5 separate regions of the Mus musculus genome follow, and regions 1, 3, 4 and 5 are each linked to region 2. The links are chromatin loops, found by intact Hi-C in ENCODE. Cell type or tissue: heart. All regions are shown on one strand. Links, peaks and the distances in the headings refer to the core of each region. The heading gives the core; the rest is flanking DNA. Region 1 overlaps Gm35330 (a long non-coding RNA gene). Region 2 holds the start of Gm35413 (a long non-coding RNA gene). Region 3 holds the start of Gm35330 (a long non-coding RNA gene). Region 4 has its middle 52 kb from the start of Gm40658. Region 5 has its middle 61 kb from the start of Gm40661.

Region 1 (6,653 bases), core at 626-5,625, 89 kb after region 2:
ATTCAACAGACCGAATCCCTGTGACATGGGTTTCAGCTCAGAGCATACTTCCTTCCCCTCTTGTATTTTATCATATGAAAGTGAGTCACTCCTTAAGGGTCCGTAATGTTCTCTGCCCTCCTGCACTGGCTCAGGTTGAGGTGGCATGTTGTAACTGAGAGTGTTCTCTTGAAATGCTCATTGTCTCCATCTCTATCAAAGGTCATAAAGGCAATAAGAGGAATGGAGGCAGATTACATATGAAGTCTGAGAATTAAATCAAAAGTAGAGAATAGACGAAAATTCATCCTTCAGACAGCCAATAAAACACCTGCTTCATAATGCTCCCTCACATCTGTGAGGCATGCATTCTATGACCTTTGAAAATACCCAACTTTGCAAATTCAATTGTAATATATAATTTCCACCTAAAATGCAATAAAATTTAAGTGACCTCTTTACATCATTAATGCTTTTTTCCAAAAGGAAGAAAGTAATTTATAAAGCTGTGAAAATATGGCCTCGCTGGAGCCTTGCTGAAACTATTCACAAATCACTGCCATTGGTTTGTTCTGGTCTCTGCCTTACAATGTTCTAAGCCTTACATTGGAGCTACTGTTGAATTCAACAGCTCATCCTTTACTCCCCATCTCTCTTCTGCCTCAGCTAGCATGCTATTGTCATTTACAGCAGAAGGATAAGATTATTTTGAAATTGCAAGATCCCAGGTCAAATGGTTTCCAGCAGTTTCATAGACCTCAGCACTGGCCTATAGACAAAAGCTAAGAGAGTCTCACCTGCCTGCAAAGGTAATGTTCCAGAAACTTCTGTGGGCCTCTGCTCTCTTACAGAACAAAAAAGTCACCAGCATTTCCTGTGAGTTTAAGAACATACTAAGGCGGTTCTGTGAAGAGAACGTGTGCTGTATAAGTGTGAGAACTTGTGTTTGGTCACCAGGACCCTTGTAAAAGCAGAGTATTGAAGCATAGATCTGTAGCCCTGAAGCTTGGTGAGGAGAGAGAGGTAACAGAAGACCTTGGGGGCGTTCAATTGAGCCAGTCATTCTAGGTAAAATGTCAAGCTCCATGCATAGTGAGAAGGCTGTCTCACCCACTAAGGTTGAGTGTGATAAAAGAAGATACTGAGCATTGACCGTGGCCTTTTCATGTGCACACATGAGGTACAACACCCTCACACAAATGTGAACACACACACACACACACACACACACAATATGATCTCAGTACTCACATTGGTATTGTGGAGAAGCAAATGAGGAAGTAGGGGGAGGGGCTAGGAACACAGTCCAGGAAGAGACAACTGTTGGAAGATCAAGGAGTGTTGTGTAATGCAGAGTCCACATATATTGGAAAGTCGAATCTGCCACATTTAATGATGGAATGGATAGGAGGTGTAAAACATAGGGGGACTCATGGCAAGTTTTTAGGCTACGGCATTCTGTGAATTGTCTAGGACTTGGTACAAAGAACCCCATTTGACATCTGAGATTTTGAAGGTTTACATGGATTGTATAATTTGTTCAAAGTGATGTCTTGCACATGTAGAACACTGAACCCAGGCTTCTCAGATTCCCAAATCTAAGCTCTTTCTCTATGCAACTTCACTTCATTTTCAAGTTTGTCCCAATATTTACAATGTAGAGAACTTTCTCTTTCATTTCCCAAGACTTGCTGTGTAACACTGAAGAACCACTAAGAAAAGTGTTAAATCATCTCTTTGTATCTTTGATCTGGGGCCAGTCAAATTCTCTGTAGTTCCTGTGCTCTGGAGTTACATACAGAGAATATAAATATAGGTACCAGAGTCAGCCATGTGCTTGCAGACCCATAGCTTTGGCGAACAAGTCACAGCCTGTATCTCGTAGGCTACTTCCAGATGCCATGCTCTAGCCTTTGTTGTTCTGCAGACCCTAAATCACGTTTGCTCAATTTTACATTCCTAGAGTTCATTTTCAAATGCATACCCCTACCATATCAGCATAGAGACAGACAAAATTATTTGTGGGTTTAAAATGCTTAGCTGGGAAACACATTGCCCTAGCAGTTGTCAAATTATTAGTGTTGTCTGATCATGCTTTCTAAACATTTCTTCATTGAGCATATTGAGGACTATTTATGCATTTGTCTGTCTGATTGTCTGTCTGTCTGTCTATTATCTATCTGCCTATTATCTATCATCTACCTGTCTATCAAACATCCATTATCTGCCGTCTCTTTACTCTCTATGTGTCACCTATTTACCATCTCTCTCTCTTTCTATTACACATCTATTTATCTATTTGATCATCTATTGTTTCTCATCTATTTACTAATCATTTTATTATGTATTAATGTCAACTCTTATCTATTGATTAATCAATAGATCTATAATCACATCTATCAACATATGTTGATCAATTGGTCTATCATTTGTCAGTTTTCTACTTATTATCTATTGGTGTACATTCATATTTACCTGTTCATATTGATCTGTGTGGAAATGATACAACAAAAGAGCATTTAAAAACAACTTATTTATTTATGATTGGTGTAAGTTTTCTTTTAGCCTCTAACCACTTCTTCAAAGTCCACCAAAAATGAAGGCCAAGAGGCAGTGAACATATCTCAGTTGGCAGAGTACTTGCCTAGCACGCATAAAGTCCTGAGTTCAAACCCTAGGACTAGAAAGCCAAGCATTTCACAGTGCTGATTCTAGAAGTTGGATGAATAAGAAGTTCAAGTGATCCTAGACTACCAAGTTCAAAGGGCCATGTAAGACTCCTTTAAAATAATAAAAAACAAATCACCAAATAAACCAACAAAAGCTTTAAACAAAGCCAAATCTAGGACCCCTGTCTTAGTGCATAGACAGTTAAAATAACAAAGCATCAGTGTGTGACAACGGATGTCTTATCATAGCATCTCATGCTGACTGTTAATTCGACAGATGCTTGCTGAAGCTCTGGTAAATATCAGGCATAGGAATTCTCAATATCAGGAATTGAGAATTCAAAAAAATCCATTTCAGGTCCTCGAAGAAGCCACATGACTAATCAGTTGAGGTGAAATATGTGTCTTTCAAATATAATAAGAACTAATTGCCAATTCTGAGAATACTGAAGGCTGCCTAGGTCCCTTTCCAAGAAGCATGTTATCTGATGAGCATGTTTATTCTCTGGTCTCTGGTGTCCAGACCACATTCTCTAGGGCTTTTCCTTCACAGACAATAACAGTCTCCAAGGGATTATCCTGTGTGTATATTTGTGCTTTTCAGTGTCTGCCATGGCACTCTGTGGCTCTGTGATGTAAACACTTATCTTCAGGTCATGTGATTTGGTCTCCTCAGAGCCACAACATTGTCCTGGCAACAGCTTTGATAGTAGGGTAAGTAAACTGATTTATAGACTCTATCTGAAGCAGCACACATCAGGAACATTTATCATATTCTAGATGTAGTTGTAGATGAAGTTGACCTAGGTAGTTCCAGGGAGGCAAACATTTGAAATGAGTCCCGGAAACGTTTTTCATCTTGAATTGGCATTGAAATATACGGATCGGATGTCTTGGCTTATGTCTACGGGCTGTTCATAGGGTTAATTCTATTATGGAATGGCACTATTCTGTTTCTCTGCCCAGTGTGTCTAAAGTTACCTTCTGTAATGGGTAGTATACAGCTTTGGCCACCAGATGTAACTGTCCCTGACTTGAGCCGTAACAATAGCTCCAACCTCACTTGCGAAGAGCAACCAAAACAAGCTGAGGAAAACGCTTCCTTGCCGAAAGAACACGTGTTCCAGAACGCGAGCTGCAGCAGACAGGCTACGTTCTTCTGCAGTTGACATTCTTTCCCCACTGACTTATTTTTACTTTCTGTTTGACTTGGCTTGCTTTTCTTTTTCCCTAAACGGTTTCTTCAGTCCTTCCTCCCTGGTAGGGTTTCCAGAGTGAAAGTCCTTTCTGCCCACACTTCGCAGAACTCAATGCAGACTCTTGTCCAGGGTCACTTGACGTCAAGGCTGACTTTTAAGTTTGCCAGAAAGACGATCTTTAGGGAACAGTTGACACCATCACTTTCTCTCTTTAGCATACAGCTACAAGCTGCCGAAGTTTATAGTTTACAAATTGCATTTCTAAACAATTTAATAAAAGGAAGACAAGAGGAGACTTTGAACACTGACAACTAACTCTTTTAAAAGACTTTTAACATCAGCATGTGTTAATTCATTACTCACTCCTCTCCCTCTCTCCTTGAGTTTTAAAATGCTTTAAACATTCCATTGCTTTTAGAATGCATACTTAAAAATCATTTATTTCTATCCCCTGAGATCATTCTATATTGTTTACTTTGTATGCTTGGATGATGTGCCCTCTGGATCTTAATAAAATCTACTTGAAAGCTTACATTGTGCTTATTTATAATTTTGAGTCTGTAGAAATTTCTCCGTTTAACAATAACTTTCTTGACTCTGTTCTCTGACATAAAAAATGGTTCTTGAAACCTTCTCTCTTCTCTTACTATTTAATCCATCCCATGACACCTTTTCCCCCTCCCTTTATTTTTTTTAACAGCCTGTCACTGAGTATTTGTTTACCAAATGTTACTTTTCTTGGATAAAATCTATTTTTGAGGCCTGCAAAAGCCAACAACTGTTTGATGCTGTCAGGCTTCGCTTTTATTTATGCATGAATAACATAAATAACTTGAAAATGACCCTAGCCTGTTTTTCTCAGATTTAGAGAGAGAGAAAAAAGTGCTTCCGGGCAATGTTTATGCCAAACCTCCTCATGCCAACTTTCCGGTTTTGGTGCCAACTGGTGTTTACAGCCAAGTTGTAAACCTTTGGTAAACACGACCCGTAATAAAAAGGCCAAGACAACCTGAACCAGGGCACTAAGGAATGGGTGTAAGTTTACTCTAAGACCAAAATTCTAACAGGAACAGAAGTGGGGAGTCAGCCAACTATGAAGTGCTCTCTCCAACCCACTGTAGCATGGAGAATACACAAATGATGGGTTTGTCTGCTAAGATCCCATTAACCCCACTTAGGCATTTTATTGGTTTCCTTTGCCACTGATTCAGAGAAGCCCAGTGATAAATTCAAAGTACCAGCTTTTATGTTGCCCAGTGGTTTGTTGTTGTTTGTTTGTTTGGTTGGTTGGTTGGTTGGGTTTGGTTTTGAATGTAAACTCTAACCAGGAGTAGAGATAAGAGCCTTAGCCTTGAGATGCTGTGTTATGTTGATAAGGACTGGCCAGAGTGCTTAAGAAAGAATCAATAGGCCCTTTTAAAATAAATTCAGAGATACCCATCCATGCCTACATTTTTTGAGTATGATGTATTCTGTATGTTGTTTATAAAACGCAAAGAAAAATATGTTCTTTATTATTTTTATTATTACTATTACTGCTACTAGTAGTACTATTCTCTCATATATCTCATTTATTTCCCCCTTCCACCCAGTCTTCCCTCCTTTCCCTTCTCCAGATCTACTTCTCCATTTCCCTTCCGAAGAGGGCAGGCCTCCCAGGGATATCAACCAAAGGTGCCATATTCAGTTGCAATACTATGAGGCACCTCCTACTTTGTTAGGATTCTATTTAGTGTGTGTGTGTGTGTGTGTGTGTGTGTGTGTGTGTGTGTGTGTATGTGTATGTGTGTGTGTGTGTGTGTGTGTGTGTGTGTGTGGTATGTGTGTATGTGTTTGTGTGCATGTTTGGAGGTATGCACAAATTTGTGCCTGTACATGTGCCTATGTGAGCATGTAGAGATTAGAAATCTATGAGGTTGTGTTCCCTCGTCACTTTCCCCTTATTTTATAGAGACAGGTCTCTCATTGGACCTGGAAGCAGACTGTCTGGCAAGAAAGCCCCAGGGAGCCTCCTGTCTCTACCTACCTAGAACAGCAGCCTCCATGAGAGATTTTTATGTAAGTTCTGGATATCTAATTCAGGTCTTCACGCTTGAGGGAAGTACTCTACACACTGATTGCTTCACTGCCTCAGAGCCTTATTTATGATTCTGTATAAGTAGTTTATTTCCTTGGAGTGAGACCCAGGCGTCTAATTGGCCTCCAAAATTGAGCAGGGACATCTACTTCTCTTTAAAGTCTTCATCTCTGAGTCTTTCCTGGATTCTAAGTCCCGTGACCTGATTCATAGCTCCTGAGTTGCTGGTGGTTCTGGTTCTGGTTACCATGACCTGGTTCTGTAACCAAAACTGGTTTGGGGGGCCTGGTCCTATGTCCCAGTCCAATGACCTGGCTGATTCTCAATCCTGGTTCTTTGACTAGCCATGAGTCCAGGTCCTGTTACTGGCTTCTTGTCCTGGTCTAGTTTCTGCTGGCCCTGTGTCTTAGTCAAGATCCTGGCTCTGTGTTTTGGTCCTACCCTTGGCACTAAATCTTAGTTCAGCTCATTGTCCTGTGTCCTGGTCTTGTTTCTGGTCTGTGTTTTAGTCCAGATGTTGGCCATGTGTTTTGGTCATGCTTTTAACCCAGTGTTCTGTTTCTTTTCCTGTTCCTGGGTGCTGTGATTGGGTTTTAATTTCTGGTCCTAGATCCCAGATACTGGGAAGTGTGTACTTCGATGTTGTCTCCAGCCTCATTTGTAAAGAGGCACTGGCTCACTCTTCTGAGCTTTCCAGCAGCGGGAGAGGGTTTCTTAGGCTGCCTAGCC
Region 2 (6,653 bases), core at 1,063-6,062:
AAAAAAAGAAAAACAAACAAACCAAAAAACCAAAAACCAAAAACCAAAAAAAAAAAAAACAAACAAACAAACAAACAAAAAAAAACCAAAAAACAAACAAACAAAAAAATCCCACCCAAAACATCAGGATAATCAACTCTCTGGATTGTCCATTTGTCCTGCTACTGGAATAGTCCTTTGTGATGAAATACTGACATTTAGAGACAATTACTGAAGACTTGCCAAATAACTCATTGGATTTTCCAACTTCAAATAATTAAGAAAAAAAAAATCCCTCACAGATGTGACCAGACATTTGGATTTTAGTTCACTCCCAGCACTCAAATTGACGACCACAAATAGCCACCACACATATTTTTATTTTATTTATATGACATTTGTTCATTTATATATCATATATATATACATATAATATAATATATAATATATTTTATTTGTACAAATTATTTTTTATGTATGCATATATGTATATGGTTTTCTACTATTGGTGGCTTAATATATTCAAGAATCTTGGAACATGCTTACATATGGGAGAGTGCTCTAAATCACAGTCAGGTAATTCTAGGAGTGACTTTATTGCAGTGTTATAACCTGAGTATCCTTAAGCATTTTGTAAGTTACTTAATGATACGTTTCTAAAGAATTGATTATGGCTTCAAACATGGGAATTAGGATGCATGTACCCTAACTCTCAGCATCCCACATTCACCTTCAATATTTACCATGAGTTCGCATCTCAGGTTGAGTGGCCTACACAAATCAACTACAATTCTTTATACAGCAAGGACCAATGTCTTACCCGAGAAGGTATCCTATATTTAAAACTATGTGTATGGTAGAAGAGTACAGTGGTCTTAAATGTCTTTGCTTAATTGATATTTTCTATATGTATATTTGTGTCCCTGCTTGTCTGTCTGTGTGCAGGAATGCCAGGATGAGATCAGAGCCCTGGGACATGGAGTCACAGCCTGTTATGAGCCACTTGATGTGGTTCTAGGAATGGATGGTTCTCTGCCAGGTTTGCAAGTGCTCCTGTCCTCAAAGCTCTCCTTCTAGACCCAGTGCACGGTTCTGACACACATGATGGTTCAGAAATTATCCCACAATGCACGCCTATCTTAGCTAGATTTAGAATAGAAATGACAAAATATCAAATGTTTTCTCATCAAAATGTTTTAGTGATGGAATATAACAAAGGCCTTTGTCCAACATGCACTAATGATCAGAAGAGTCCTAAGTCTAAGCATGTATTAATGCAGTCATCCTGACATTTTAACTCTACAGTTTTTTAAAAGGCCTATAACTCTGTCTCTTTTAGGTATAATCCATATGCCACATCCATTGAGAATATGACAGGAAAAGAAAGTAAGAGCTCTTAAAAGTAAGAGCTGAGCTGAGCATGGTGGCACACATCTTTGATCCAACCACAGAGGTGCAGAGACAGGAGGAGGGAAAAGTAAGAGCTGAGCTGAGCATGGTGGCACACATCTTTGATCCAACCACAGAGGTGCAGAGACAGGAGGAGGGTGCAAGCTTGAGACTAACCTATGTATACAGTGGATTTTAAGCTGGCCATGACTACATAGCAAAAACCTCTCTGGAAAACAAGCAAATGAGCAAGCAAGCAAGCAAACAAGCAAGCAAGCAAGCAAGCAAACAAACAAACAGAAAAACATAAGAGCAAGTTACCAAAGACTTGTCTATATGTATAATTTTGTTTAGTAACTAAAATAATAGCACACATGAAATACAAGACTTCTGTGAAGTGAGTGTGGAGGAGATGGCAGTTTCTTTGAAACATGGAAAATCCGTCAGTTGCAAGTTGTTTGTGGGATGGTTTTGCTGAAGGACAATAAAATCAGAAAAAGTCTGTTCTTCCTGGTAATTGTCACATCCCTTTTCTTGGCCACCCAGTTTGATTGGTGGACATCGCTACTGAGAGTTTTGTTTCATTGAGGTTGAAGTAAGCTATTAAATATATAGCATGTGTGAGCTAAGAGATATGCTTTCATAAGAAACCATAACCATATATATCTATGTGATATATATGTATATATATCCTAAAAATTACCTGTCCAATTTTTAATTACATTTTACTTATGAAAAATATTAATAACACTGTTTAAGCCACTTGGACTCTGGGAGGACACCTCTGCCTCCACATATGAGGCTACTTATTCTTTAATTGTTTAAAAAGCTGTTGCATCTCCTGTGTTGTTAATGTACTTGAGAGGATATAAGTCATGAGTACTTGTGTTAGAATTTTGACAAACAAGTCTTCATAGCAGGAGATATTTTGAGTGCACAGGGGAATATGGAAGAACAAGAACAGGATAGACCACCTACTTGATGGAGCAGGGCCAGCAGAAAAAGATGCTGGGTCCTAGGAGGTATCTCACTGTATACTTGCCCAACAAGCATGAGGACGTTTTGATTCCCAGAGACCATATAAAGAGGCAAGCATGGTGGTCCACTCCTGTCATTCCTATGCTAGGGAGATAGAGAAAGAATGGCCCCTCGGTCTTGCTGGCAGCCACCTTAGCCTAAATGAGTTCACGACCCACTGAGAAACTGTCTCAAAGGTTTCAAAGGTGTACAATACCTGAGAACCAAAACCTGAGGTTGTCCTCTGTCCTCTACATGTAAGTTCACATGTGTGTCTACACACAGCAAACACACACAAACACATACACACACACTGAGGAGACCAGAGTACTTAAGACTATTTGGGGTTACTGGAAAGGAAAGCACTGCAGTTTTATGGCAGCTTTAAGAAAGTCTGGAAAATAATCTTGGAAACATAATCTTGAATGGCAGACCAATTTTTAAAATAAGACTTAAGGAAACATGAAGTTACAATGAGTAAGGAAGAGGTTTCTTCAAATCCTGCTGCTTTTACTAGGGGGGTGGGTGGGTGGGGGGTGGGGGGGGGAGAGCAGGATGTACCATCACATTTCAAATCCTTGACTTCCGCTTTTGAGTTCGACAATGCTTCTGTGTTTTCTTAAGATTTCCCAGAACTGACCAAGCAGTACTGGAAAAAGGAAGTTAAACAATGATTTGCTCAATTTGAAAGCAACATCGCTTCATCACATGAGACTAAACTTTTCCCAAATGAAACACTCCTGCCTCGATCTCCTGTCATCCCCCAATAAATGCACCCAGAAGAACAGTAAGGTCAATATAATTAATTACCCGTTCTTTATCAATGGCTGGAATTTTGCTAAAAAGAATAAGTGAGTGCTCGGGTTTCTTAGGAGGTTTGGTACCTCTGCCACTGGCTCTGGAGGGCTCCTCGCCACTTATTCTTTCAGGACCAGTAGGGGTTAGGTAAACAATGACCTCACCCTTTTGTGCTGTCTTCCTGACATTACATCTCAACACAGAGGTAAAGTCAGGTGACTTGGTCTGTTTTGTTTTTTTTTTTTTCATTATTGCCCTTTATGGATCATTCTTAGAAAAACGGGATTATTGTTTGACACTTCCTCTTTGTCGTTTTTCACAGTAAACATAGTGCTTGTATCTTAAACAAATTAGAGAGGCCAGAAAGAAGGCAGGAAAGTATTGATGATCACATGACACCCCACCCCACCGCAAGAAACCTTAATTTTTTCTCTTGATTTTGAAACACTTCAAACATTCTTCTGCTCCTTCTTTTGGTGGAAACAGTTGTTGGGACTTGTTGACTTTTCAGGACTACCCAACTTGGCATTCCTCAGGAGTTACTTAAGGCCAAAATATTGCAGTTGGGTTAAACGTTAACCAGCCTTAGTGACTAGGTTATACATTGTAAAACTTTGTGGAGTACTTTGTATCAGCAAATACCACAAGCCAGGAATCCTGGTGCCTGCATTGCCTTTGTTATTCAGACACAACACTGCCTGCTTTCTTCCTCTAGCATTGCAGGCACGTTCTTTTGATTTGAAAGCTTTGCATATTACCCAAGGACTTCTGTATCTAAACTATGCTAAAGACACACAGAAGAGGAATGACCTCATGGGTTTTGTCAGTTGGGCTTTGTGTTTAGCTAACTCGGTGAGTCACAGTCTTGTGACTAGCCAGGCACCTTTCCAATCAGAGGCTGTTAAGATCTTGGACAATGAAACCTGTGGATATTTTGAAGAGGAGATTTCAACAAGTGACCTGCTTGCTTGGTTATACCAGGTTCCTTAGGGAAGTTAAAAAAAAAAAGTTCCTATTCCTGATGAATACCAAAACACCAGCCAGGAGATTGAAGTTAGTAAAGCTGACTCACTTCCTTGTTTCCAGATGAAAAGAGTTGTCCAAGAAATGACTCTCACAGGGAAATAATACTTCCTTCAGCTTACTACCTGTGTCTTTTTCAGGCAGGGTTAACTATCACACTGACCTGTCAGTGCTTTGGTATGTTGAAAAGTTAAATTTAATTATGAAATAATACTATGCATTAAGAAGCTGCTCCTTCAATCTGTAAGACTTGCTGACTTCAGATATACCTCAGAAAAAAATGGCAGTTTCATAAGCATGCGCCTTGGTGGCTGAAAATCTCCCCTTCCCTTGACGTATGACATTAACGTATGCTTCCCTTATTAACGTTTTTAAAAAGCAAGACTTAATTGGTAATAACATCATTGTTAATCTGCAGTGCGTTTATCTGAGAGTTTCAAGCAAGATTGTGTGTTTTCTAAACCCAGCTCACAGGGACGGTGAATGTAGACCAGAAAGACTGCGCTGGAGGTCACTCAGAAGGGTGCACTGGGGGAACACTCACCCAATGGTGAGTATCTGGAGAGCGTATAAGCGCATGCCGCTGTGGACTTTTCAGCGATGTCATGCTGACAAACTGACTCAGCAGGAGTTACCCACACAGGAAACGGACATCCATCTTCACTGCAGACCCAGAAGACGTGACGGGAGACCAGGAAACGTCTGCCTCGCTGACTTACTATATTCCCTTGGATGTACTGATCAGGCTACATTCCGCCAAGTCAAAAACGTTGAGAGAAAAAAATGTCTAATAATTTCCTCTGATAATCACCAAAAATCACAGCTTCTAAACGTAACGTTTGTTTTTGTTTGTTTTTTGTTCTTTTGAAACAGCGTCTTATTCAGGAGTTATGCCTAGCCTAGAACATTCTACGTTGACCAGCCCGAAATTCACAGAGATCTGTCTGCCTCTGCCCTCCTCCACACATATCCCAGTACTGGGATTGATGTCCCACCACTGTACTGAGCCTAAACTCTGTCTCAATAACGCCTTATAAAACTGGGACTAGAACCCTTTAAATAAGAACTCCCCATTTCCCTTCATCTTTAAAGCACTCCTTGCCCCTCCTGACTCTCCCCAGTTGGTGTGTCTGTTTCTGAATTCGCCTAGAATTCTAATAGTTGTACAATTCTTGTTATTGAGAAATCACAAATTGTGAAACATGTCAAACAGGGCACACATTTAAAAATAACCGTCCTTCCTGTTGTTTAGGTAAAGCCACTTGCTTGTTTGGGGTTGCTAATGGGAATAAGCGAGTGTGTGTGATTCCCTCTCGAGCCAGCTTGTTTGCTCTGAGGGAAAATTCATGGAACAGCCACAGGCTGCATTCCAGAACGTTAGCCAACCACTCTGCAAAACGCCTGCTATAAAGGCCTGAGAGGCAACACTCCTGTGAGGGAGAGATCCTTTTACGAGATGTCAACTCAAGCTCCAATTAACTGGACTGGTTTTCTTTATTGTTGTTGCTTTTGAGACAGTCTTATTTTGTAGCTCAGGCTTGCCTCAGTTTCACTAAGTACTCTAGAGTGGCCTCAACCTCCTGAATGCTGGGACTGTGACAGTACATCCTCGGGCATGGCAAAGGGACTTCTGTGTTGAGACAGGTTCCTATGTAGAGCCAGATGCCAGCAAGCTCACTGCAGGCCAGGATGACTTAGATTTTCCAAGCCCTTTGCCTCACCTCCCAAATTCTGAGATTACAGTAGGCAGCAGTATGCAAGTGGTATACAGATATGCATGCAGGTAAAACATATATAAATATATATATATATATATATATATATATACATATATGCACATACAGATATATACATATATACATGTATATATGTACATATGTATACATATAATAAAATAGTTTTTAAAAAATTAAGAAAGTACTTCTATACTTAGCAATTGATTGTACCAGTGAACTTGAATCTGAACATTCTCTTGCAGTACAGTGGTTGAGGAAAAATTGCAAGAATAACAGAGCCCAGGCTGTGCTGCTGCTTGTTTTCATTAATGATTCTGAGACCTAGTGGTGTGGTTCCGCAGTTGGAATCTGAGAGTCTCATTGATCACCAGTGAAGGTAGTAGCTGGGATCCCAGGAGAGTGCTGGCCCTGTTTACCTCTCGCAGAGCTGTTTATAAATTGGACACCTGTAATTAGATCCGTGTTACAGAGGGAGCTTTCAGGTGAGAGTGCGTTGGAGGACAAAAAAAGTAGTCTCTTGATTAGCTTTGATGAGGATTCAAAATACCACACCCAGAGGCGCTCACTCTTATGTATCTGTAGCTAGAAATGAAGACTTTGGGGAGACAGCAAAACGAAGTTGAAACATGGTTGTAAAAATGAAGCCTTGACCTAATAGGACTGCACCAAAGGGCTCTCCTCCTTGTAAACAGAGGACAGGCTGTGTAAGGA
Region 3 (6,653 bases), core at 984-5,983, 79 kb after region 2:
TTTAAAGTGAAATGTAGCCGCATCTCCTGACATTGCCTGGAGCGATTCTCTACTTTGTTTTAATAATGATTACTAAATCACTTCCTTATTACTACCTGAGACCATTATACAACAAAATTAATGTCCTGCTTATAAGGTCTCTTCCTTTTTTTTTTTTTTGTCTTGTTGGATATTTTTCTGTACAATGAGTCATTTTAGATATAAATATCCCCGTCTAAAGCTGTCTTATCCTCCTTGGAATCTGGGTCGTATGCACATGTCCATGTGTTCAATCATCTGTTGGGGTTATTGAGCCATGGTTGATGTATGAAATGGCCCAACAATATTTATAGATAATTTAATCCTAATGATTTTAACCAACCCTGCCATATATATATATATATATATATATATATATATATATATATATATACCTGTGTGCGTGCAAGCTCTTTCATATCTCTTATCTAGGTAAGACCTTGCTTTCCTCTATTAACATAACCCCTACATTCTCCTTTTCTGACTGCACTTGCCTATTTGTTAGCTTCTGGTGAGAGCTTTTAGCTTTGTCCACAGCCTTTTGCACCAAGAGGTTCGTAGGAGCTCCCAAATAGACCTTACCTTCTGGGATTGTACTTTACAAACCTTCACTTGAAATAGGTTGAAAGTTTTTCCCTTCTATATGGAACAAACTCCTGTTTCTGTGAGGCTAAAGTGCTACTCAGTGTTGGCATCAACCTGGGCATGGTGGGACATACCTGTAAGCCCATCTGTCTGGTGCTAAAGGCTAGGAGGTCAGTCTCTGAGCTTCTGTGTCATTGTCAGTTCCAGGGTAAGTAGGAGGCCAAGTTGGGATGCATGAGATCCTGTCTCAAAACAATAATGTGACGTGAACACAACAGCAGCAAGCACCAAACAAACAAAACATCACAGAACCAACCACCCAAAGAAACAGACAACAAAACCTCACACATTATTCTGAATGTCACAGTATCCATGGGTCTAGATGACACCAATGACTTATAGAACATGATAGTTCCACACAACAAATATGGAGATCCCATGCTAATTTTTTTTTTAGTTAAGAAAAGAAAACTCTCTAGAATTTCAGTCTAATTAAAAAAATTAATGCTTTAAAATGCACATTGACTTCTTGACAAATCAATGTGTTTCTGGCATTTTAATTAAACTGTGTAATGATTTAATTAGAAGACCCCTCCCACCCACACAAGAACTCAAAGATATTTCAGAAAACAGGGCACTGGTTTCCTGTGTGCGTGAATTTAAGAAGTGGTAAATGGATAAGAGTCCTTTTTGCATGACTGATATTGACCTTCTGTGAAAATTGCCTGTAGTTTTTGTTATTATGTGATTTATACAACATGCTGTTTCATAAAAAAAAATCACAGGGTGCTAATTGGGGGTCTTGGAGCTATGTGATAGAAATGCAACTTAATCTAGAATAGATCAAAAAGAGAAGCATTTGGGCTTTGTAATGTGGTTACTCTAGTAGTGGGCCTTTCTCTGAGTCAAAGAGCTAGCTGTAGAGGGTCAGCCATGTTACTGGAATTTAATCTGTATGAATCACAGAATGTTAATCCATATAACACTGACTAAATGTATTAAGTGTGATTTCTTCATCAGTTTAAAAGGACTATTGCTTTATGCTTCCAGAGCCTCAGGCAAAGATATTTCATACTTTCTTGCCAGTTCTGACCACTTGCAGGGCTAATATTTCTTCACCGTGGGTCATAGGTGGATTTATAGATATTTAACTATGGAGAGATGGATAGGACACTTGTGACTGGCCATCATGACTCACAAGTGTATCCTTATATTTACACAAAGCTGCTTCCCATTTTTACTGAAACAAGTAGAAGATGATCAGGCCCCAGAAGTTGAGAAGTTGTTATTTTTAAAGGTCATGGGAAATTAGTATCCATCTTAGTGCTGTTATTTGTTTATAGGAGATGTTTGAAATCATTATTCTGAGACGTGACATGGCATGGTGTCAGTTTGTATAGACCCTGTCCCTGATATCATCATGCTTTGCTTGCTTATTCAGGATTTCGTGAGAACACAGCCATTGCAGACTCTTTTACTTGTATCTAAATAGGAAAAAGGGAAGTTGAATGCATTGGCCAAGACCCAGAAGAGCAAACAAAGTCATCCCTAGCGGATGCTTGAGGAACGTATAGAAAGGAAGTAACTGAGGGAGTATATTCCTTCTACTTAGCACATTGGACTCAGGCCTACAGTTATTCTCTGATAAGTTGTACTATACTCAAGTAAATACTTAGTCTCTCTTTTCTTCATGTTTTCCTTCTTATAGTCTATTTTTGATCTTTAGCTATTAATGAGAAATTGTCAACCAACTTTCTTCAAGAAATTCACTTTCCTGTGCTTCTTCAAAGTGTTAGCCTTTAGGAGCATGCCCCCTCTAACTCCATTGACTTTACCCTCCTCACTGTGTTCCTTTTTCTCCTCAAGCAGAGAAACAAAGCAGACAAACTAGATTCCATCAAGATAGGATTGCGCCTCTAACAGGACCCAGCTCATGCATGAGAAAAAGACAAAATTACTCATGAAAAAAAATCAGTGCCCTGTGGGTAGGAGGGCAGGTCCATGGGCATTTTTCTCACCTGCACAGTGTGGCATGGTAGAACACAGGTCTCTGTCTTCCTCCTCCCATGCTGTGCTGCTGCCTGGATTTGATCTGATTTGATTTTATGTGTCCTAGTCATAAAAGAGCTCTGGCCACCAAGCCAGGCATCAATCTAGGATGAACAAAGATCGGATGTCTGCTCTGCCCTGACTGATAGAAGAACATCACTGCCAACAAGATATCTCTTTGCCCATTGCCAGGTGCGATGATTGTGTGCATCTACCAAGGCTAATTTATTAATAAACTTTCTTTCTGTGGGGCAAAGACTTTGAAGTCCCAAAGTTATTATTGGTATTTAGGTTCTTGGCTCTTGTTTATGGTCAAATAATTACAGACTCGTTACTGCTAGGATTACATATTCATGCTGTTATATCTGGCCATAGCTCTATGCTGAGGTGTTAGAAAGAGAAAAATATGTATTAATATGTATCTTTTGAAATGAATCTTACAAATAAACTTGTAACATCTTCATCTGCAAAACACTGTGTATATAAAATACATGACATTATTCAGAAATACACTCTTATTGTCATATATTAAACTATAATATTGTGAATGCATAAGATTTTCTCAGTGGCATGGCCTAAAAGCCAAATAAAAACAGGCTATGTATTTCATTTTAATGTGAAATTGGCTGGGGTAAATTGATCTTTATGGTTTCCTCTTTCTGTTGAATTATCCTCCCTTCCATGTATTGTAGCATTGGTTTTCAGTAGTCTATTTCCCAGTGTTGAATGTGCAAATGGCCTACAATTTCAGATTTTGAGACAACATTCCGCCGGGCGTGGTGGCGCACGCCTTTAATCCCAGCACTTGGGAGGCAGAGGCAGGCGGATTTCTGAGTTCGAGGCCAGCCTGGTCTACAGAGTGAGTTCCAGGACAGCCAGGGCTATACAGAGAAACCCTGTGTCGAAAAACCAAAAAAAAAAAAAAAAAAAAAAAAAAAAAAAAAAAAAAAAAAAGTGGAGACAACATTCCATAAATAGGGGTCTCTGAGAACAGAACAGCAAAGGAATTGTCAGTATCTGGGCATGGAGCCTAGTAGAACTCAGCCACAGGGCTAGGAGGGGCTTTCAGTTTTCAGAATGTGGCGTCCAGATGAGCCACATACTTGAGAAGTCACAAAGGTCTTCAAACCTAAGAAGAGAGTGGGGGTGGAGGTGGTTATGACTCAGCAGGGTGCCTGGAATGCCCTGGGTTCTTGCCACTCAGGAGCTAGGGACACAGAGCCAGACAGCTGTGGTACAGAGAAAGAAGGGAGAGAGTTCTGTACAGGAGGTAAGCAAAATGTGATTCTGAGGCCATTTGCATGCTCCAGGCCTTTTTTTAGTGCGCAGAATTATGATACTAGTCACAACTGCATCGTAATTTGTACGAGTAGTTTTTGTATGAAATGAGTATTTTATATATTTTAATTACTCCTCATTATATTTTATTTGTTTTTTATATCTATGAATGGGTCTGAGTTCTTGTTCTGGCATTCTGACCCCTATCTCTAACGGTGATTATCTGGCAAACTTCATGAATGAAAAAGAAATCCAGATAGTGTTTGAAATGATTGTCAATATGAACACACAAAGCAGCACATGGTAGTAGAATGCGTTTTGAACTGTCTGGACTTGTCCCTACAACTGTCTCTTTTTGCCCTCAAGTCCTGTTAAATCTCAGATTATGAAGCAAAGAGACTAGTATTGTGCCTATTGCTCTTTGTAGGAAATACCAGTGTTTTATTATTAGACTGCTATGTGTGAACTCCTTTAATTGTGGTATCTCAAGGAGGTAAGTATGGGTTTAACTATGAAGAGAAGGTGGCTCTGCTGCTGTATAAAATCATAATTTTTAATCTGAAAATTTTATATTCTGAGTTAATGGGATGAATCACTGTTCTTCCTTTTAAACAAAGAAGGTCTCATGACGTCAGGTAGCCAAAGGATCATCAGCAAATTTAAGTTGAGAAAAACCGAAAATATTAACACACTGATATAATTATGTCAGATATCATGTTGTGTTTTTTAAAAGGCATAACACATTACAGAAATATTGAACCCTCAGGGCTTGAGATATGGCTCAGCAGATGTGAGTGCTCACTCTCTTTCTGAGGATCGGAGTTCAGTTCCAACACACTGCACACTCAGAAAAAAAAAATGTGTTACTGCAGATCTGGGGATCTGATACCCTCTTCTGGCCTCTTTGGTCATCTGCATTTCTTGTACACCTATCTACACATACATACATACATACATACATACATACATACATACATACATACATACATACTACATACATACACACAAATACTCATAATTAAAAATATGCATAAATCTTTAAAATTTCAAGTATCTCTTCCTCCTTGTGTGTTACATTTCTTAAGTATTCTCACATGTGGGGGTTCATTTGAAGATAAGATATCATGAGACATACTATGTTCTTGTGACTGGAACCAGTAGAAAATTCTCAAATTGTTTAGTTCTGGGAATACAATGGGGTGCTCAGAAAGCAAACATTTCTCAAAATTAATTCCTCATTTAAAAAATTGAAAGGACATCAATAATCATTTACCTCCATTTGAGCATCTCTCTATTTTGCTTTTCGAAAGTCTTATTGATGAAGAGAAATTCAACCAGGAAAGTTGCAGTGGAGTGAGAATGGTAGTTGGCAGGAAGGTAGACATGACCTGGGGAGGGGTTTAGCTTCTTTCTTTTCCTGAAGTGTTGGGGCTGGCCTGCAGCTCTCATGTCCGGGTTCGAGCCTGGGAGGCAGCCTGGAGCTGAAAAAGAAGAGGGAAACTAGGCGACGAGAGAGAGATGGAACCAAGACAGAATTCTGATCAAGGCTCAAATTTTTAATGGTGGACACGCTTTATAATAGAGGGGGGAAGCCCATTCCCGCCAAATCATCCTTGGAGCCCAGCTGCAGGTGACCACGTGTAGGATCAGATGTAGACTCCAGAACAGCTAGGCCGATTCCCAGCAGGTAGCAGCAGCAACAGAGGCTGAACAATAGAGTGATCTAGGGAGGCAGGCTCCACCCTAGATAATCTCCTTAGTGGCAACAAAGTCGAGGCCTGGCTCAGTGTGCTTCAGGTTGCCAAGTGGTAGGTAGATGACCACAATGATGGGTATATGCTTGGGTGTACTTGACCTCAAACTATATGACTTCTCAATGATAAGAAGCCCACTGGCATGATTTAAGCTTGCTGTGATTCTTGTTATCAACAGGACTTGCACAGTTACACTGCAAACTGGGAGTCTGTATGTCTTACTCATCACATCTCTAGGCTGATGATGCCAAAAATATCTCCATCAACACAAAACATCTAAGTTTGTTTTTTGTTTTTGTTTTTTGTTTTTTGTTTTTTTTGTTTTTTGTTTTTTTGTTTTTTTGTTTCTTGTTTCTTGTTTCTTGTTTTTTGTTTTTTGTTTTTGTTTTTTGTTTTTTTTCACATCACACATCACTTTGCAAGAGAACTGGAAATAATAGTGATACTTGTCTAGAAATAGAGGGGTAAAGAAACGGTGTTAGAATAATAGCATAAAACTTTGAGAACTATACAAAATATGCAAAGTGAAATAAACTCTATATGATTATCTATTGAACAAAGTCCAGAATAGATCATAACATAGTTATTTTTACATCTTCTTGGTTTTGTGTTTTTAATATAGAGATAAAGATAAAAATGGTTTTTGATTGTACCAATATAACTTCAGTTGACACTTTTAACAATTAAAACTATGTTACATTTACATAGCACAGAGCATGGAGCAAAAGATGGCTCTATGTTTAAAAGTACTGGGTGCTCTTGCATAGGATCCGAGTTCAATTTCTAGCACCCATATAGCAGCAAACCACTGTCTATAACTCCACTTTGAGGGGATCTGAACCTGCCTGTAGCCTCTTTAGATGTAGTTTTTTAAGTAGCAAAAAATAGGATAGAGCTATAAAATAATCTCTCTTAAGATAGCCCTGAAAAATAGCAAGCATTTATTACTTATTGGATTCTTTCAAGAAA
Region 4 (6,653 bases), core at 1,123-6,122, 1.0 Mb after region 2:
CACATAGTGAGTCATTTACAGAATTCAGAACTCAGAATTTGCCAAAGGAATCAACAAGTGTTAAAGGTGTTTCTTGTGAGCCTACTATGAGGATTTGCTTTGAATTTAAATTAAATGTTAGAGAAGTCTAACACTTTCTTTTATCAATTTTATTAAACTATGACACAGGAAAACTTTGGAAGTTTCTAGAGATGAGGGAACAGATAGACCCTCTAGAGTAATCTGTTCAAGAACATTGGAAATTATAGTGATATTTTGTCAATACTTTTAAATTTGCAACTGAATTCCTATAGAAGTACAAAGTTTTGAATCTGATTTTTGTTATAAATAAATGGTGACTAAATAGATATGTTTAGTTTGATGAAATGGTACACAAGGCATATATTCACTGAAACAATATATAACAACATTCATATAGGTGGTACTTGAGTTAAACATTAGTTAAAATAAATGTAATTTAATATGGTAAATGAGATGTATAAATGTGATAGAGAAAGAAAGAGAGAGAGAGAAAGAGAGAGTGAGCAGACAGGCAGGCAAACAAAGCTAGATGGTAGATAAATGATTGACTGATAGAATAGACATAGTGACAAGATAAGCTTATATGTGTGTGTTAAAGATATAATAGATTGATATACAGTGCATGGGTTATTGATAGAACAATGATTTCTAGTTACAAACATATATAAATACATACATGTGTGTATATATATATATATATATATATATATATATGTGTGTGTGTGTGTGTGTGTGTGTGTGTGTGTGTGTGTGTGTATACATACATGCATATGATGCATGGACAGAGACCAAAGTTAATAGAAAGCTGAAAGGTAACAACAGTTAATAAATGTGCATGAGAGCAATTTTGTAGCATGGTGTTTATATTAGATGCTTGGGGTATTTTAGACCTCTTCCCTATGCTGTAGAGAACACCTACATTCTTCTCAGCATAGAAAGTCTGTATCACTCTTGAGATTAACCGTCCTATTGGATATTCAGGAAGAAATATTGATATCATTATTTCATCCATTAATTGCTCTCGTACTTTTGGTTCTAGGTGTTATCTTTCTTTAGTTTAGAATATTCAATTTACTGTCTGGTATTCTCTGAGGCTAGAGTTTACTCAGATGCAAACTTTAAATTATAAAGAAACTTTATTTCCATTTAGACTGTTCTTTGTTCTTTGTCTCCTCAGAAATGCTAAACGTTTCAGGTATAATCATCAGTGTAGCAAAAAGAATCATTTTTTAATTGTCAATTTAGCTTCATTTCTAATTTTCATATAAAAAAACCCACAATTTAATTCTTTCCATTATCTTAAAAACCTACCTAATGTGAGTGCTGGAGTCTGAGATCTGCCTCTCTGACAGAGCAAACCATGTTCTTAACTCCTGAGCCACCTCAGCTCCATTGTCCCTTTCTTCCTTCTTTACACTACTGTACACTATCAGCCTTTAAAAAAATACCCTATAAATTTGGATTCTTCTGACTTGCTCCCTTCTTAACCTCTTAATAAGTCTATACCTGATGGATTCTGTATTTTAAGTACTGTCTCAATGTCTTCTGCCTACCCAGGGCTGTCGTCCTTCCCTATGAAGCATTTGGTAAAATGTTCACAGTATTAAACTCAATTTATGCATTGCTCCTATGCCTTTGTGCTGATTATTATTGTTGTTGTTGTTATTAGATTGGTTTAAAGTTATTCTTTTATGAACATTAAAATGTTTTCTATATAATACATGATATAGAATATTAATTCTTCTAAATGTTCAAGCTTTTGGCCTTTCTATTTCTAGTTGCTAAATTTTAATTTTTGTAAGGTTTGAAGTAGAAATCTATCAACCTTTTTTTTCCAGAGATTATAAAACATTCAGCACCACTGGCTCAGTAAAGAAAACATCTGTAGTAGTGACTCTGACTCCGTAGGTAAGGACATCTGTAGTAGTGACTCTGACTCAGTAGGTAAGGACATGTGTAGTAGTGACTCTGACTCAGTAGGTAAGGACATCTGTAGTAGTGACTCTGACTCAGTAGGTAAGGACATCTGTAGTAGTGACTCTGACTCAGTAGGTAAGGACATCTGTAGTAGTGACTCTGACTCAGTAGGTAAGGACATCTGTAGTAGTGACTCTGACTCAGTAGGTAAGGACATGTGTAGTAGTGACTCTGACTCAGTAGGTAAGGACATCTGTAGTAGTGACTCATTTTACTTTTCATCTGCCAAAAGGTCGTCCTAAATCCTTGGGATAAATTCAATCTTAAGAGAATTACATTTACTTTTTTGAAATTACTTTGCCTAATAATTGTATAAAAGGTTTGTGAGCCATTAATGGACCACGTGAAGGCAAAGCTTAGCCTTCTGCTCATAATGAAAATGAAATACTATATTGGAATACCAGACAATAGATACCTCTAGGGTTTATATTCCTGACTCAGTTTCTCTTAATGTCACAGGACTTATGGGGGACATGCCACTTTACAGGCATTGTTTTCCCAGAATATCTTTTGTGGTTACAGGGAAAGCTTCACTGAGTCTGTTTTGCTTATACTTTCTATATAAGTACCAGAACATTCCAAACACTTATGAAGAGTACACAGAACTGATGTAATTATGGAGTATTTTGGGCACTCTGAAAGTGCATCTTTCTATGTTTTGGAATGGTGTATATAAACAACTGAAAAATATTTTGAGGAAATAAAACAAAGGAAATTTAAAAGAAAAAAATCTCAAAGATGGAAATTTTAAGGCATAAAAGATGCCACTTGCATGCATCCAAGATGAATTTTTGGATATGATGAGAGTTGAAAACATCTTCATTTCTTGAATTAAGACCATTTTTGTTTGTTTGCATTTTATTTGTTTGTTCATTTATTGTTTGGCAAAGAAAGATAGTGGCAAAATAGGATACAATGCTAGTTTGCAATGAACTTCCTCCTGATGTCCCAGGAGGTGCCCAAAAATGGGAGAATGATCCTTCTCCTTTCTGGTAGCCTGTGACCATTACAATACTTATTCCTCTTGGGTAGTACTCCACTGGAGTACACTGTATGGGGTACACTGTATGCTGAACTTTATCTGTTCACTAGTGACATTTATGAAAGGTATAATTCAGGGATAGGATAGGCTCTACTCAGAGTGTTTCAAATTAATCCATATTTTTAAATAATATATGTATATAATGTGTAGAAAATTGGTTTATAGAATCTAGTTTATATACTATATCAATGTACACACTGAATTATATTTTATCCACGTATTTAGCCAAATGTATGTATTCAAATAAACCAGTCATATCAGAAAGTCCACTATTTGCTGATGGAAATTTAAGTAACCCATTTTTGGTTTTTCTGTTCTTAGAACTATTGGCTTCTCCGAATTATATTCAGTGATTTTGATTTTGACAACAGACTATGGTAAAAATTATGTTTGAGAAACAAGAAAGGAAGTAATAAAAAAAAATCTTCTTTGAATAGTACATGGCTAAGTTCACACAATCGCCTACCTCCATTTCAGAGAAGAAAGGAACACTGCAGCTATGACCAATGTTGAGCAGACACCGCTGCCCCCTTCTGTCCATTTTCTGTAAGGAACCAATGATTCCTGGCCTTTTGTTGCACGAAACTTCTGAGGGAACTGATTTTGAAATTACAAACATGTGAGCCTCATCCTTAGAACATCTGAGGCTCAGCTGAAAAGCAAAGGATCCTTGGAAACATAGAATTAAGATATACATTTTTCATGTTGGTCTTATTAGTGTAATATAATCAGAATAAAAACATGGGCTTCATTTTTTTTTGGCTTCATTCTTAATAACACAATCAGAAATGGATACATTTTCTTTTGGGTTTAGAAAATTCTATTAGAAAGCTGTCAAGCTGACTCAGTAGGTAGAGACATCTGTCTGCATGCCTGACTTCAGCTCCATCCCTGGGACCCGTGCCATGGAAGAGAAGAAACAACTTCTGCAGTGCACATGTGCCTACATACATGATTACACACACACACACACAAACACACACGTTTATATATATATATATATGTATATATATATATATATATGTAATAAAATATAAACAAATAATATTTATATAATAAATAATACGCAGATGATAGATAGATAGGTAGACAGACAGACAGACAGACAGACAGATAGATAGATAGATAGACAGACAGACAGACAGATAGATAGACAGACAGATAGATAGATAGATAAAATATAACTTTAAAGGCATATAAGGGCTGGGAAAATGGCTCAGTGGATTACATGCTTATTGTGCAGGGAAATGAGCTGAATATGGTTCCTGACAACCCACATAAAGCGTCAGCTGTGTGCCTGTAATCTCAGTCAGGAAGGACTGTGACTTGCCTTCCACTAGTCAAACAGTAAGATAGGGTCTGTTAAGGACTTTGCCTCAAAGTATAAGGGAGAGACAATGTCACCCAACATGGAATTCTGGTCTCCGTGTGCACAGACAAATGTATCCATCATAAACATACATACGCTCATACATTATCAATATCTGTAAGTATATAGTATAGTGTACCTTGAAAGAGTGAATATAGTAAAATAACAGCTATTAATATAGTATTATATCTCTATATGTATTCATTATAGTCTAGTAATAGTAATCCAAACTAACACATTAATACACATACTATGTAAAATATTTAATATACATTGTAATATGCATATGTAGGCATACTTACATATCAGTGTAAATGTAGTTGTGCATGTGTCTTTGTAGTTTAAAGGCTATAGCATACAATGCAGTTTATGTATATATCATATATAATATACATACATATACAGTAATATACACCAAGTATACACATACACATTTGCATGCATTGTTCACTAACATCTGCATTTAGTGCTGTAATTTGTAAGAGCGTTATCTCAATTTGAAGTTTCAGTTTGTTTTCAAAGTTCACACAAACAAGCTTTTTTATTATTACCAATTATTCCAGTGTTTCCAGAGACAGGTTTGATGCAGCAAAGTCCTTTGATCCACAGACAAGCACAATCTGATTTCAGCCAGAAAAGGCACTGTAGTCAAATTCCTTTCTTACAAGTGATCTGAAAAATTCTATTGAACTCATTTGATATTTTCAGTTGGTGAAAAATGTAGGCACTACGATAGTTTTATGTTACACAAATTAAAAATTTGAATCAACAGTCATAATTTAGAAAATCAATAAAAAGAAAAAAAGGAACAAAATTATTCTGAAACTAATATAATCTTTCCATTTTCCCCAACAGTAAATACAGTATATAGGTCCTTGTCAAGCGTCACTCTTCTGATGAAGGCTTCCTTATGTCTTGAGTTAGACATTCATACACTGACATAAAATGTAGCCTTTCAGTTTCTTTCCCTTCAAAGTCTTAAATCTGGTTTGAAACCCTATGATAATTGTTTTAAAAATTAGGTCACCAATCTGAGAAGTGATTCAGAAATATGTTGGCTTATGGAATGACTAGAAATGTGTAATTTTCAAATATAGCCTTGTGAGGTACTCTTTGCCCGGTATCAGGTATATACAATTCTCAGAATATTTGGAGCTACAGACAGGGTTTCCTGAACCTTTTCTCAGACAGACATGAGGTTGTCTTTGCTTTGCCATGGAATTATGCTATAATTTCCTGAAAATAAATAAATAAATCTCAAGAATCAAATGAGATATATTATGCAAAATAGAAAAACATAATAAAATGCAAAAAGCTTAATGTAGGCATCTGGCATCAAAACATCTCACTCCTCCTGAATTCCAGTAACGGGTTGACTTTTAGTTTCCTTTCCTTTCACGGACAATTAAGTTTTAACCAAGTACATGGCGGAAATGTCAATACTGGGCACAGTTTAACTGGAAGAGTCACCAGTGCTGCCTTTGATTAGATTCTTGTACAGTGCGCCCAGAATAGATATTCAATCTAAAGAGTGATAATATCTTTAATGCACCATTTATTATGGATTAACTAACAATCTGTTTATACTCAGTCATATCAATTGAGATAATCAAGTTCTAAGAGACAGAAAAATTGTGGCTTTTTTTTTCCTGGCCAAGAATAAGAGAATGTACTAGAATATTCTAGCATGTGCTAGAATAGCAGCTTTGGATATAGAGTTTGACTTTTATAACCTGGCCACCAGAGTCAGCTGATTTTGCTTTTTAGAATAGGTGTGCCTAATAAAACCTGATACATTCAGGATGACAGGATGGAAGGGCTTTCTGAAGTTAAAGGAGGAGGGCTAACAGCAGAAGGGTCTCAAGTGACTCCCATTAACTGTATCACCTCTAGGAAGGCACTGCTGCTCACTCTGAGCATTGGTGAGTAGCTGGAATAACAGGGACAACCTGTAAAGACTTACCAGATGGAGAGAATCGAAGTAGGGCATCAGTGCTTTCTTCTATGTAAGAAAAAGAAATGACCAGAGGCAGCAAATATGTGAAGACAACACCACCCCAAGAGGTAAAGCTCTAAAACTTTATGTGTATATCAAAGTGCGGTTTTTGATCACTGGATCTGTGTCTCCTAAGGACCAAAATTATTGCATATATTCTAGAGGGAATAAGATGTCTGTCTCCCACGGTTTACTTGAGTCTTTGAATAGTCTCCACTGAGATGCCACACTTCTCAAAGCCTGAGCAG
Region 5 (6,653 bases), core at 830-5,829, 190 kb after region 2:
AAAAGCGAAGCTGAAAGATCATGAGGCAGAGGAGGAGCAGGGGGAGGGGAAAGAGGGTAGGAGATTTTCAGAGAGGAAACTAGAAAGAGGGATAATATTTGAAATGTAAATAAATAAAATATCTAATAAAAAGTATTCAATATTTTGGTCAACATATTGACCAAAAACCCTCAACAAATAAAAATAAATATCTTTAAAATGGATTTTTAAAAAGACTGTTATATAATGGATATATGTTAAAAACAAACAAACAAAACAAAGCCACTGGGAAGAAAAACTAAAACAGGTGTCTTTGGTGTGTAAATGAAAGCATCAGAGATTTGAATATGCTGAACTCAGGTCTGCTGAGAACAGGCCTGGACCCTATGGTTTTCTTTTTTTAGGTCCAAAAATGTTTTTTATTTGAATACATATAACATACAAGTAAAAACAGCCTTGTCTGTTCAAGTCTACCCAATCTTTTACAGTTTCTTGACTCAGACAAGAACAATAATTGCTTTGGGTCAAAACACATGCATTAAATTCTTATTTATCAACCATTAAGATAGGAACCCAAGCAGTTTGTCTAAAATACCCTTACTCTGTGTCCCTACTCAGACTAGGTAGTTTTTCCTTATAGCCCGTCTAAGAAAGTTATAATTTTCTGACTGGGGTTGTATTCCCATGGGATGAAAGGCCTAACACATTGTCTTTATTCTATACATACACACACATGTAGTAAGTTGTTCTGGATAAAGCCCAGCACAAGGTCTCTGTCATCTTAATATAAGCAGCAAATGTAATTAAAACTCATTTCTAACAGTTAATAAATACTCAACTAAATGCTTTGTTTACTGTTAAATTCAGTCTTCCAGTGCAGAACTCCACAGCTACATCCACTGATTGGTACTGAGTGTTGAACCACGAGCCTCACGTGTTAGAGCATCACTCTATTACTAAACTACATGCCACATCCCTGTTTTCTTCCTCTTGTTGTTTCTATTGGCAAAACATGCCCCCAGCCATATTTATACAAGTAGACTAGTCGGTACTATAATTTGAAATAGAATTGAATATCTACAATCTTATATTGTTATTTAAAGATTTGAACCACACACATAAACAAAATCATATGGTAACAGTTTTACTGTGTGGATAGATACTTCTCCATCTGATACACGGCATGTTGGCTCACCAATAAAGAAAACTGTATTTTAAGAGATCAAGACATCCAGGGTCAGTCACGGTCATGCATTTTTCAATACCCAAGGCATGGTAAAAATGATTGATCTGGACATTTACAAGGTGGCTCTGGACATTTTTTATTTAACTAGATAGTTTTTCCTTATGGCCTGGACTAGGAAAGTTATTTTCTGACTGAGGTTGTATTCCCCTGGGATGAAAGGCCTAACACATTGTCTTTATTCTATTGACCCTGAGAAAGCATACTCCAAGATAGATTTTGTTATTATGGGATGAGGAGAAACTATGACTAATCTCTATGAACTGCAAGAAATAAAGGATATTTCTTGTTGCAAAGGACAAAAATGAAAGCTATAATTTTAGTTAATGATTATGTAAAAGTACCTTCCAAATGAATCGTCTTAACTTGAGAAAAATATATAATTTGTTTTCCTTCATGAAACTCATTTACTTCTTCCAGTTGGAGCCTTTTGTAGACTATATAGGTTTTCCAACTAAGCTTGGGAAATCAATTATTTATTGCTACCACAAGAGAACAATCTACTCCACAGAACACTTTATGACAGTGGGGAAAGGGAGGATGATGCTCTGGGAGCTTATTGAAGTGGTCCGGGTAATCTTTGACTGGATCTGACTGTGTCACTGGTCTCTGATGCATCAGCAGCAGCAGCTGGAAATCTCTGGTCCAGTGAGTTGAATGTTCTGTGAACAGAGAGTATGTCTCACCTACCTGCTCACCTTAGCTGGAGAGGAGACCAGAAAGGAGACTCTAACTGCCAGTCTAGAGAGAAAATTGGAATGCTGGGACATGATGCTTTGACTAGATGACATATAAAATCACTTTTTAAAAATGAATAAATCTATGACTTCACTGACAAGCATGTCTTGGGATACTTTGTGAAAGTGTCTGCCATAGCCCACAACAAGGAATATCACTGAGAGTACCCCATATACTCTAACATTACTGGAAGACTTGAGCTGGTAATATACTGTTGTAGTTATTAAAGAATTATTTAGTTACTAAATTTATCTACCTCAAAGCTTCAGGTAACACACTGGACTGTTTTATTCCTAGAGTTAGATTTTGTCTTCAGACTGCATCCAATGGATCTTTCAATGTTATTCTAATTAAATCAATATAAAGATATGGGTGCTGAGGAAATATTGCTATAGTATCTTCAGTGAAGGATGCAAAGCCCTAAGGGACTGTACCCAGCCAAGTGGGCTCTTGATTTCATAGAAGCTCCATTCTGCTAGTGTGCATTGGATTAAGAATTTCTGTGAATCTGACTTGAATGGACATATCTCGTCTGAATGAAGACTTTGGTAACCTATGAGTCAGCATTTCATATGATTAATTGAATGCCACTTAGCGGACAGTGGGGGACAGAATAACAATGTCTAGTAATCACTGTGCTAATTCAAAGGCAAAATCCATTTGTGAGTGCATCCTACAGGCTCCAGGACCAGCAGGTAGGAAAATCAGCAGCAGCCCATTAGCCTTCGAACATCATCTGCTTCCTAATTACACCATAATTAGATCAGGGATAATTACTTTTATTTCTATTATTATTGCTCAGAGTACCTTAGAATCTTGGACTCATAATGTTATGAGGGAATTTTAAACTCATGAATTTTAACATTCTTAGTCAGGGAAAATAAAAGTGACCAAAACACTTAGTGAACTGTCCAATATAAGATTATATGAATAGCTATTAACACGATTTAATTATATTACTGAATTATTAACACCCTATCAGGGACCTGGGCTTTAGAATGTTAGTATGTATGACTCTTTACTTTGGCCTGTGGCACTTTCCTGTTTTTCTAGCACATTCCATTCTTACCACACGCATAGTCGACTTCCTCAAATTGTTGTTATGTGCGCACTTTAGTTCTTTTAAATGCTTCCTCCCTTCCACTGCATGAGGGGATGATCTCATGGCGTTGTATTCATTTTATCCTATATTCCCTGTAGCTCCTACGCAGTGACTTCACCATGATGGTCATTCAGGAACAACCTGTTCCATGGATACTGAGTAGCCTTCTTACAAGTGGCCAGCTCACCCTTCCTCTCCAGCTTTGTGTCATGCTCTGCATTGTGCCCATTCTTGTCTTGCTTTTCTTCCTTTATTTTAAAGACAGCATTGTTGTGTTGCCCAAGCTGGCCTTAAACATGTTGTCTAGCTGAGTCTAGCCTTGAGCTCCTGACCCTCTTGCCACTTCTTCCCAAATGTCAGTAGCGTCATGCTCTGGGATCCTAATTTTTCAAAATGGAATCATCTGCTGTAATATTCCTACAATACTGTTACTAAATTTCAACACACACACACAGGCACACACGCATGCACACCCATACCCACACACTCAGAGAGAGCGAGGGGGGGAGGGAGAGAGAGTTTGAGAGAGACTGCATTTTGCAAGCTTGCAGAAACATCAGTTGTGAGCAGTCTGCTCTATTCTGCAGAAATCGGCTCCTCGCATTACAAGCCTCGCATTACAAGTGTTCTCTCCTACATAGTTCATATCCATTACTCTATCAAAGGTCAAAAATTGTAGACAAAAATAGAGCAAACTTCCTAGTACGTCAACAGCCTAGTGTTTGTTTCTTCTTCCTTCCTCATAAGAGAGAGTGGTGCTGTGGAAACCCAGTCTGTTTCTCAGGGGAGCAGGACAGGACTGATAGGAATTGTAATGATGCCAACTTTCATGAATATAACCTTGTGGAAAAATGCTGCCTAGAGGAGGAGGATGAGAGTGAAATGATTTGAGATTAGAGAAGGAAACTTCATAATTAGGCCATGAGGTAGATAGCTCCCCCAGTGCTGAAGACCTCTGAGGTGTGCTCCCTGGAAACTGTGCCTGTCCATTGAGGTAGGAAGATGTAGACAGGAAATTGCATTTATTACCGGGAACACTGTGGATTCCTAGGAGAAAATGGTATTTTACAGAGCGGAGCCCACAGATAGAGCCTTGTTGAAGGCATTATTTCAAACATAGGCCACATTTTGTCTTTTCAGTCATGTTTGCCCTTAATGTTAAAAAATACAATTCAAAAATACATCACTCGCTTTCATGGACTTAACAGACACCAGTGAGGAAAGTGATTTCTAAAAGAAGAGGGAAACTCTTCCTGCTGTTTTTAAAGAGATGTCTTAATGAACAGAATTGCATGGCTAGTTAAGCTAGCCCAATTGCCCTTCGTATTTCTTAATGAAAATATTGTTAGGAATATTTTTAAATGATCGGTTATAATGCTTCAAGAAAGTCAGAATCAAGGTTATGTTCATTTAACTCAACTAGAAGGAAAAAAAGAACAGAAATGAAAGCTTATCAATTTTACGTGATTTTCTGTTCATTTTGCATAAGATCACATTAATATTCTGTGTGTGTGTGTGTGTGTGTGTGTGTGTGCCTGTTTATATGTATGTGTGTGTGTGTATGTGTGTGTGTGTGTGTGTCTGGGAGTACATATGAAGAGAAGAGGTTGGTTGTTGACTCTTTCTTAATAGCTCTTCTCATTACATCTGGAGACTGGGTCACTTGTAAAAACTGAAGATCACTGATTGGCTAGATTGGCTGACGAGTGACCTCCAAGCTCCTTCTGTCTCTACCTCTCTGACACTGGGATTATAAATATAAGCAGCTGCGGCTGCTTTTGATATTCAGAGTGTTAATCAGAACGCAGGGCCTTGTGTTTTTACTATAGCCTCTTTGGATGCTGAGTCATCTCCTCACCCCAAGAATTTTTTTTTTTGGTCTACTGGTAAGATGATTTCCATGTAAAAAATATTTACATGGGGAGGGGCTAGTAACACTTCCATGGAATTTGTCAACAGTAAGAATCTACTATTGTCATAATTGCTCCTAGGCTGCAGAGGAAGAAATAGCTCAGAAAACCGTGTTTGAGCCCTATAGGGAGCCCATGCTATTAGAAAAACCAGCTTCTAAGTGTGCTTAACTGTCATAAGGAAGGCAGGTTGTTGGGACAGTAAGAGCTTCACTGAAGTAAAGACCACAGCCAAGGAGAGAATCACCTTAAATACCAGAAGATTTGTGGACCTACTAACACAAAGGAAAGACAAGGAACTGGGACGCGCTTGTAGAAACTTGGTCACTTGGTTTTTAAGTCATTATTGGGTTCTAGTTGGCATTGTCCTTTGTGTTTCAAATGGTTGGATTCTTGTTTGAAGCTGATAAACATAACAGTGTTTCTATGCAAAGAATAATCTAGGCACTGGCATCAAAGTCTGTGAACCTGGGAACGTTGTTAAAGGTGATCATCCATTCTCTGCCAACACAGCAGTTAGAACTTTTCCTGGATGAGCTGATGGCTGGTGTCTTGACCATCATTATATTCACAGATTAACTATTGGGCATGTTTTCCTGACATCATGGCTGTATCTATAGAGCTCAAAGGGTGTGGTTAGAGCAGAAGCTGAAAGGATAGCAGTTGGAGCTTGCTGTGCTAAATGTGTATTTCCATTCAATGCCCAGAAACTGACACCAAGAAACGACCAGTGCAGAAAAATTCTATGGTGGAAGTTCTTGAGTCGAGTGTTCCTAATATGAGCTGCTTAGATTACTGTTAGTGACTTATTCATTCTCTGCATCCCTTAGAATCTGTTCTCCTCTCCCCCTGACAGCACATCATATTTTAAAACTGGAAGAAGTTACAAGTATTGTATAAACAATTACAAGTACTGTACAAACAAAGAGCAAGCTGATTTAGACCATCTATTTGTAAGGAAAACATGTGGGGTTTTATGGAAATAACTTTCATCTCCATTTCTTGGCACCATCGCAAACATCACTGAAAAATGCTAAGCTATAAATACGTTCAGTCCTAAAAGGGAAAGATAATTGACATAATGACTGTATTCTGTTGTAGATAAATTTTCTCTGAACTGAACACTTCTTCCTGGAAGACAAAGGAAAGCTCATAAGGCTCAGGAACGTCATGAAATTTACAAGACCCATAAAGCTCAGAAAGGCACAAGACTTTAAGGCTTCTCCTCAATGTTTTATACCGAGTAATCAGCTGCTGGGGAAGAAAAGACTTTGCAGTGGCAATTCCTGCTATACAAACAAGGGAATTCCATGTCATATATGCTGAGGTAGGGATATTTGGTGATGTGGCTGTATTATATATATATATATATATATATATATATATATATATATTCACACGCACACATATATACATGTACTGTGAGGAGCAGGTGTGGCAATAGTCCCAAGATGGCGCCCGGGACTGCAGCCAAGTCTTATGACTTGCACCTAGAACTTCCTCATACACCCGAAAATAAGCCATGTCCATCGTGAGAGCTGCGCAGGCACACCATGACACAAGATCAGGCCATTTGACGAAGGCCAATGAACTGAGATTGCGCGGACTGGGCTGATGGGGCGTGGCTGAGGGGTGATATAAGGGATTGCGATTGGGGACTAGGGGAGATTCCTGCTTGCAT

What was found. A loop is a pair of places that touch in the nucleus more often than their neighbours do. Peaks named below come from ENCODE experiments on the same cell type or tissue, not always from the same donor. Only the 100,000 strongest peaks of a DNase experiment are listed, where the experiment ranks them.
Region 1: it touches region 2 in a loop (2.1-fold over the local background); 5 of 42 quality-filtered maps call a loop at or near these places.
Region 3: a loop joins it to region 2, with 1.8 times the contacts of the local background. A loop is called at or near these places in 5 of 42 quality-filtered maps.
Region 4: a loop joins it to region 2, with 7 times the contacts of the local background. A loop is called at or near these places in 5 of 42 quality-filtered maps.
Region 5: a loop joins it to region 2, with 4 times the contacts of the local background. A loop is called at or near these places in 4 of 42 quality-filtered maps.

What each region holds. Positions count from the first base shown.
Region 1 is chr13:5,711,563-5,718,215 of GRCm38, reverse strand. All of the region lies in intron 1 of Gm35330 (a long non-coding RNA gene), which reads left to right. Among named protein-coding and RNA genes, the nearest start is that of Gm35330, 9.7 kb to the left of the region's middle. In heart, for the core only: a CTCF peak has its summit at 3,663 (motif pointing right); a DNase peak (open chromatin) is centred at 3,815.
Region 2 is chr13:5,801,171-5,807,823 of GRCm38, reverse strand. Gm35413 (a long non-coding RNA gene) reads left to right here and starts at 4,669. Exons shown (of 2, transcript XR_382025.4): 1 at 4,669-4,756; 2 at 4,850-5,042. In heart, for the core only: no CTCF peak of the experiment used is centred there; DNase peaks (open chromatin) are centred at 4,053, 4,803 and 5,543; H3K27ac peaks cover 2,615 bases.
Region 3 is chr13:5,721,668-5,728,320 of GRCm38, reverse strand. Gm35330 (a long non-coding RNA gene) reads left to right here and starts at 3,715. Exons shown (of 4, transcript XR_001780855.2): 1 at 3,715-3,922. It overlaps LOC115488222 (a small nucleolar RNA gene), which reads right to left and starts at 2,849; the gene lies at 2,707-2,849. In heart, for the core only: no CTCF peak of the experiment used is centred there; a DNase peak (open chromatin) is centred at 3,830.
Region 4 is chr13:4,773,958-4,780,610 of GRCm38, reverse strand. No RefSeq gene overlaps it. Among named protein-coding and RNA genes, the nearest start is that of Gm40658, 52 kb to the right of the region's middle. In heart, for the core only: a CTCF peak has its summit at 3,569 (motif pointing left); no DNase peak of the experiment used is centred there.
Region 5 is chr13:5,611,492-5,618,144 of GRCm38, reverse strand. No RefSeq gene overlaps it. Among named protein-coding and RNA genes, the nearest start is that of Gm40661, 61 kb to the right of the region's middle. In heart, for the core only: a CTCF peak has its summit at 3,952; DNase peaks (open chromatin) are centred at 3,144 and 3,764.